2 separate regions of the Homo sapiens genome follow, and region 1 is linked to region 2. A link is a contact called in ENCODE Hi-C data. All regions are on one chromosome and are shown on one strand. Each heading gives the region's core, a stretch centred on a gene start or an enhancer-like site at or near the end of the contact. The rest is flanking DNA. Distances are from core to core; before and after follow the strand shown. Region 1 overlaps HIPK3 (homeodomain interacting protein kinase 3). Region 2 holds the start of TCP11L1 (t-complex 11 like 1).

Region 1 (4,008 bases), core at 851-3,350, 290 kb before region 2:
AGGCCTAGGCAGGAGGACCACTTGAGCCCACGAGTTCAACTTTGCAGTAAACCATGATCCTGCCACTGCACTCCATCCAGGGCAACAGAGAAAGACTCTGTCTCTAAAGAAGAATATGATATACTGTTAAGAACTCTTTAGTTTACATCTATAAAATGGAGGCAACAGTAGTGTGTACTTCATAGGGTTGTTACGAGCATTAAATGAGTTAATATAAAGTGTTAACAGCAGTTCCTAGTACATAAAAGAGCTCAGTAAGCATTAATTAGTTAATATTACTATTGCCCACTGCACTGCCACTGTAAGGCAAAAAATAATAATTAGAAAAAAACTGCCAGGCCAGGTGCAGTGGCTCACACCTGTAATCCCAGCATGTCTGGAGGTCCAGGCGGGAGGATGGCTTAAGCCCAGGACTTTGAGACCAGCTTGGGCAACATAGAGAAAGAGACCCCATCTCTACAAAAAATTAAAAATGAGTCAGGCATGCTGGTGCACACCTGTATCCCCAGCTACTGGGCACAGCCTGAGGTAGGAGGATTCCTCGAGCCCAGTAGTTCAAGACTGCAGTGAGCTATGATCATGCCACTGCATTCCAGCCTAGATGACAGACTGAGACCCTGTCTAAAAAAAATACCAACTCCCCAGTTGGGGTGTCCAAGTATATCTAGGCAGCTGATTACTGGAATAAGGAACAGATAATAGAGAGAGACATACCCTACTGGTGGCCCTTTCACATCCTAACATTAGGTGATCACAATCTAGCGAGATGGGGAAAATCTATGAAAGTCAAACACATTAATAAACAGACTAAAGCTGTTCTGAGAAACATATGTGGCCAGGCGCAGTGGCTCTTGCCTGTATTCCCAACACTTTGGGAGGCCAAGGTGGGTGGATCATTTGAGATCAGGAGTTTAAGACCTGCCTCGTCAATATGATGAAACCCCATCTCTACTAAAAATAAAAAATTAGCCAGGCATGGTGGCACACACCTGTAGTCCCAGCTACTAAGGAGGCTGAGGTGGAAAAATTGCTTGAACCTATGAGGCGGAGGTTGCAGTGAGCCGAGATGGAACCACTGCACTCAGGCCTGGGCGACAGAGTGAGACCCTGTCTCAAAAAAGAAAAAGAAAAAGAAAAAAGAAAAACATATGTGAACATTTTAACAAGTGCAAAAAAAAAAGCACTTGAAAGTCCTAAACCAAGTTAAGACTGATAGGGAAAAAAAAAAAAATTATCAAAATTTATCAAAGCCTTTATAACAAATACCATGCTTGAAAATGAGCTTAAAGTCCCAGATTAGGGCCAAAACAAAGACGCCCACAAAATCACTACAATTTATTTGCTTTGCATTCATGTATTTTGTAAAATATTTTAAAACATTGAACTGTGGGCGGGGCACAGTGGCTCACGCCTGTAATCCCAACACTTTGGGAGGCTGAGGCAGGCAAATCACAAGGTCAAGAGTTCGAGACCAGCCTGGCCAACATGGTGAAACCCCATCTCTACTAAAAATACAAAAATTGGCCGGGCATGGTGGTGTGTGCCTGTAATCCCAGCTACTCAGGAGGCTGAGGCAGAAGAATCGCTTGAATCCGGGAGGCGGATGTTGCAGTGAGCTGAGATCACGCCACTGCACTCCAGCCTGGGCGACAGAGCAAGACTTCATCTCAAAAGAAAAAAGAAAAACAAACAAAGACAAAAAAACCCCACTGAACTGTGAGACTATTGATGCTATATGCCAAGGGCCAATGACTTTTTTTAATCCCTTTGGTAATATACATCCTGAAAACATTGTCAATCTGGATCAGATAATACCTGTTCCAAGTTTAGTTTAAAAAAAACAAACATTCATTATAAAATTTAGAAAAACTGAGTTTTGGTCAAGGCTTTGTCTTTAAAATTACTATTGTGACTTTTGACAAGTGAATTCATTTTTCTGGGCCTCAGTTTTCTCCTTTATAAAATGAAAAGGGGGCAGTTACTGGGTAATCTCTGGGGTCCTTTTCAATACTAATATCAGTTGTCCAAGATGAACTGTGAAGTCCTAATCGAGTATAATAACAAATCAACTTGAAATTGCCACTAGAGGGTGTCCTGCTCCAGGGCGGTATGCATGCCATAGGCTAATCTACAAAGCCAAGGGTGTATTTCTAGCATTTTACTGGTGCCTCAGTATTCCAACAGCTAAAGGATTATGGGACTCTGATTCAATTACTAACTCGTTCAGAACTGACGGTAGTCTTGCATCTGTATCAAAGCTAGTAATTGGGTAGAAAGCTGAAAGAAGACAGGATGTATGGAAAATTTTACAGAAACCCAGTGGAATTCTGAACATGGAGGAGGGAAGGTAGAGAATATGGAAAACCTAACCTAAAAGGGAAGGTTCATGGATGATGACAAGAGATTAAAGTCAATGATAACATCTAATCTAATAATCAGTATTAAATGACAGAGTCATCTCAGGAACATTTAAGTCACCTAAATTAATTACCTCTCTTTTTCCTCTTGATAGAGAAAATAGCCCTAAAATACAAGGCTATAATCATGATTATGTAATAGGTGCTTTAAATTCTTCTATTTTCTATTTTTTCTTGCTTGAAAGTTAAATATCATCTAAATAAAAATATTCACTAATCAGAATGACAAAATTAATGTAACTACTTTGTTGATTTTGACTAGCATTTTCTATTAGAATGAGTTGAGTACATTATCTCAAAGATACTCAAAGAATAATAAATAAGATGGCAGTTTCTCCAAAAAATAATCTTGGTATTAATATTTAAGACTACTAGCACACAACACTGTTTAATAGTACAGAAAGGCTAATGAATATACCTGAAAACTACCATGAAAAGTGTGCTTAATAAGGTAATTTGCTGAATTCTACCGAGAATCATTAAACAGTGCTAAAAGAGAATTTCAGCACCACTCAAAACAGCTAAAAAGACTGAGAAGAGTTCAAGTTACTGAGGTATTTAAAACACCAATAATGGCAGTTGGTTTAAGACCAAAAGTTATAACGCCTTTTAGGAGCTTTTATGCCTTGGGAGGGGCTGACGTTTCACACATCAAAGTTTGTCACCCAAGCAAAGCACAATTAATTAAATGGACACACAATCCAACCTTTTATATGTTTACAGTATAAAATTTTCCCAATAATTTTACAAAACTGGTTTTGAGATTCTATAGGCTGTAACTTTATGAAAACTTACTTCAGCATTATAAAACAGTTTTCAAAATCAATTCTACAAGATCCCAGATTCTGCCACTTTATGTTAAAAAGACTTTCCAGTGTATTGTACACCTGCAGCCATGTGTTCCTGTAAGTCTGTTATTATTCTTTACTTTTTACCAATTCTATTAGATTATCATTATTTGTTACCTGATCATACTCCAAGGCTCCTGGGTAGAGCGGCCATCCAAGAAATAATTCTGCAATCACACATCCCAATGACCACATGTCTATGGCTTCACAAAATGGCAACCCCAATATAATCTCTGGAGCTCTGAAATTTAAAATTAAAACAAAAATCAGGGTGGTTTTTCTCTAAAATTACCTAATTTCAACTGGCATTCTAGGAAGTTGGTAAAATGACAGAGGTATCACATTCTATGTATAGGAACTCTTCACTATTTCAGAACTCTTTGAAACCTAGACATAATCCTGAATTAATCTGAAAGGGGTACTATGAGTACAACATTTCTATAATAAAGTCTCTTCCACTGTAATCCTTTTCCCTTATAGTTTTACTAACATAACATTTTTTGAAAAAGGAAAAACATACATCTTGTTTTTAAGACTACAGCAGATCAGAAATAACACAATAGGAAGAGAACTGGCAAACTATTAAATACATACTATGACATCAGCAGAACTGAAAACCAGACATTGAGAGAGAAAACAAAAACAAAGCAAAATCCTCAAAGGCTAAAAGTGAATCTAGACCTAGATATTACTTCAGAATACAGTAATAAATATTTACCTAATTGGAGCCATTAGTCATCCAA
Region 2 (3,551 bases), core at 1,021-3,520:
TTATGTGAAATTTCAGAGAACTCCATTAAATAGAATGAAGTTACTGGGATTGAAATATTCAGGCCTGTTTTTTTGTTTTTTTTTTGGGGACAGACTCTTGCACTGTTCCCCAGATTGAAGTGCAGTGGCACCATCTCGGCTCAGCTCACTGCAACCTCTGCCTCCCAGGTTCAAGGGATTCTTCTGCCTCAGCCTCCCCAGTAGCTGGGATTATAGGCGCCCACCACCACGCCTCGCTAATTTTCGTATTTTTAGTAGAGATGGGGTTTCACTATGTTGGCCAGGCTTGTCTCGAACTCCTGACCTCTAGTGATCCGCCCGCCTCAGCCTCCCAAAGTGCTGGGATTATAGGCGTGAGCCACTGCACCTGGCCCAGGCCTGTATTAATATGAAAGTTGTTTTCATGTATTTTCCCTTTCGAGACCCATCTTAGCTTCCAACACCCCACTGGAGACACCCATCTCCTCTGTGTCCTAAATCCTATTAGGGTCAGGAAATGCTCCAAGATCCAAAGGATAACATTACCAGCATATTCTGTGAGAAACGACAAACAAAACGCTGCTAATTTTATTATCTTCACATGCTGAGAAGGAGCCCAGGAGGGATGAAGTAATTCATTCTGTGCAGTGAGGAGGAAAGGGAGGATTTCTAGGTCTCTAATGCTCAGCTTAGTAAACTAACCCCATCCTTAAGATTGAGTTCAAGTCCTGTCTCTTCCCAGGACACTTCCCGGACCTCACCAGTGATTGCACCTTTCTCAACTCCTGCAGGGCTGGCTAGTTGACATTTGGCATTTGTCACTGCCTTAAATTCAATTCAAAGCGTGCTTATTTAAATAGAAAGATGCAAATACATAGTCTAGAGGGGGAGGCAGACAGGCTTACAAGGAGCCATAATGAAACTTAAGTGGCATTATGAAATTGCCCAGGGAATATAGCAGAGGAAGAAACTAACTCTGCCTGGGAGGAGATTGAGAAAACCTTCCCAGAAAAGATGACATTTGAACTGATCTTTAAAAGGAGTAGGATTTCACCTAGTTAAAACATGTCTGGAGGGGGAGAGGAGGGGGAGAGGAGGTGAAAAGGAGGGCATTTCACTCAGAGGGCAGAAGCCAAGGCACAAGAAAATGAGAAAAGGAAGTGGCTAGAGATGATGGAAAGATGCGTTGGGGCCAGATGGTAAAAGTGCTAGTTTTTATTTTAAAATTCCCCACCTAGATTTCGAACTTCTTAAGAGCCAGGACCAGTCATATTCCCCACTTATGCTCCATCTGTATATCCCCCAAATAGACACCCACAAGTATCTGTTGATAGAGATGAATCCCTACGTCATCTCTGTGATGTCACTGTATCTGGGAGGCTGGGCGTTGGTTTCAGACATACCTGGGCCCCAATTCTGGCTCTTTACTAGCTGTGTAACTTCAGTGTCCTCCTCTGTAAAACACAGCTACCTACCTGCTCGGTTTGGGGGGAGATGAAACGAGGGATTGTGCACGGCAGGCCTTCTACAAATGGTAACTCTAATTAAAGGGCTCTAGGATGCGGCCACGAACCATTTAATTTGCTTATATCGCGCGCATCCATTCAACCCCCACTGTGTCTAAAAAGAGAGCCGAGGGGAGGAGGATCCTCGCACTTGCCAAGAAGACGGTCATCCGTCGGCGCTGCACGCGGGCCTAGGCTGGACACAAGAGGCTCCCCAGCAGAAAGGGTCTTTCGGCAAAAGAAAAAAGGGGCTCTGTCCCCCGGCGCCGGGAATCCCCTCCTCTGGCACTGAGCTCCACTCGCGCCCGGCGTCCGGATTCCGTTGTAAACAGCTGTTCAGGCCAGCGAGGGAGTGGCAGGGCCGGGAGTAGGGGAGGACGCGGGCGCGCCGAGAGGACAGCCTCGAGGGGTGAGCTCCACCCGCCCGCGGACCCCGCCTCTTCCTCGCCTGCCCCCGACATCCCGGGATGGGATCCGACGGGAAGAGGCGAAGAGATGCCTGCGACTTGGACCGCGCGCCTCCCGGACGGGCCCCGCCAGCCTCCGCCCCAGCTCCCGCTCTCACCTGCCACGGAGTCGGCGTTCTCCCTCCTGCCGCTCCCGCCGCGAATCAGGCGCGGGCTGGCGCCGCGGCGGAAGCCGGAGGGATGCGCGGCAGGCAGGGGCGGTTCAGCCTCTGCCCCTCCGAGGCCGCATCCCTCGCCACGCGGCGGGCGGTCCTCCCAGCCCGACTCGGGTGGGCAGCGGTCAGAGCGGCCGCTTCTCAGCATCAGGAAGGAGGAGACTGCTCTTGGCCGGGAGGCGCCAGCCCAATATAGGGCAGCGCCATGTCTTCGTACGGAAAGGCGGGAGGGTCTTTCCCCTGCTTGCCGAAGGGGTTCAGTAAGCGGTGACTCGCAGCTGGGCGGCGCCGTGTTTCCTCAGGGAGAGGTGGAAAACATGGCCGATGACCGCTCAGGGGGCTCCGTGGCCAGTGGCTCCCAGCCAAGAGTCGCCCGCCGCACGCAGTGAGGCGCCATGTTTTCGTACGGAAACGCGAGAGGCATGGCCGAGTGCCCGCCGATGAGTCTCAGCTGGCGGTGGCTCGAAGCTGGGGATGGCCCGCCCCTAGGCGCCATGTTTCCATACGGAAAGACGGAACGCGCGCCGCATCCCAGCCGCTGGTGCGGGTGACGCGAGGAGAAAGGGAGGCGGAGAAGGCGCGGGTCAGTCAAAAGAAGGAATAAGAAGCCATTGCATCTGAAACCTTCCCCGCCCGTTCTTTGAAATTTAATTTTGCCATCCTGTTTGTAGCTACACAAAGTTTATTCCCCTTCTCTCATTTCCTCAGCTTTAAAAAAAAGTTAGTCCGGGCGCAGCAGCTCACGCCTGTAATCCCAGCACTTTGAGAGGCCGAGGCGGGCGGATCACGAGGTCAAGAGATCGAGACCATCCTGGCCAACATGGTGAAACCTCGTCTTTACTAAAAATACGAAAATTAGCTGGGTGTGGTGGCGCGCGCCTGTAGTCCCAGCTACTCGGGAGGCTGAGGCAGGAGAATCGCTTGAATCTGGGAGGCGGAGGTTGCAGTGAGGCGAGATCGCGCCACTGCACTGCGGCCTGGAGACAGACCGAGACTCTGTCTCAAAAACAAACAAACAAAAAAAAACTACAAAAAAGCAGATGGGGTGACATTGGTGCTTTCAAACACTGCTTCTAAATAGATCACATGTGGGTAGTTATTGCTAACGTATTGAAGGCCGAGTGCAATACCAGACCCTCAAACCATTTACTAACTTGCACATTAAAGTCTTTGCTTTAAAAAAAAAAAAAAAAAGACAAAAACAGAAGTTCTCTGGTGAAGATTCACTTTTTGGAGGAAAAAACACCAAAAACCCTTAAGATACTCAACTAAATGGAACTGTTAAGATCTACAAAGAATGGCTGGGCGCGGTGGCTCACACCTGTAATCCTAGCTCTTTGGGAGGTCGGAGGTGGGTGGATCACAAGGTCAGGAGTTCGAGACCAGCCTGGCCAATATGGTGAAACCTCGTTTCTACTAAAAATACAAAAAAATTAGCCGGGCAT

Evidence for each region. Hi-C counts contacts between places; a loop is a spot of excess contacts on that map. Pooled maps may share reads with other maps.
Region 1: a map of right cardiac atrium shows a loop between it and region 2 (5-fold over the local background). The contact joins the enhancer-like site here to the promoter of TCP11L1 in region 2. A Hi-C loop is called at or near these places in 1 of 168 maps with a recorded cell type or tissue (right cardiac atrium), 1 of 37 single-sample maps with no recorded cell type and 9 of 50 pooled maps.

Annotation. Positions count from the first base shown.
Region 1 is chr11:33,328,008-33,332,015 of GRCh38, reverse strand. It overlaps HIPK3 (homeodomain interacting protein kinase 3), which reads right to left. Exons shown (of 17, transcript NM_005734.5): 3 at 3,383-3,506. Among named protein-coding and RNA genes, the nearest start is that of KIAA1549L, 46 kb to the left of the region's middle. Within about 2 kb of position 2,100, at least 2 of the 41 ENCODE cell types and tissues checked have a DNase peak (open chromatin) inside an H3K27ac peak, as active enhancers do.
Region 2 is chr11:33,038,291-33,041,841 of GRCh38, reverse strand. It overlaps TCP11L1 (t-complex 11 like 1), which reads right to left and starts at 2,270. Exons shown (of 10, transcript NM_018393.4): 1 at 2,050-2,270. RefSeq lists enhancers at 1,450-1,769, 2,250-2,599, 2,320-2,867 and a silencer at 1,870-2,269.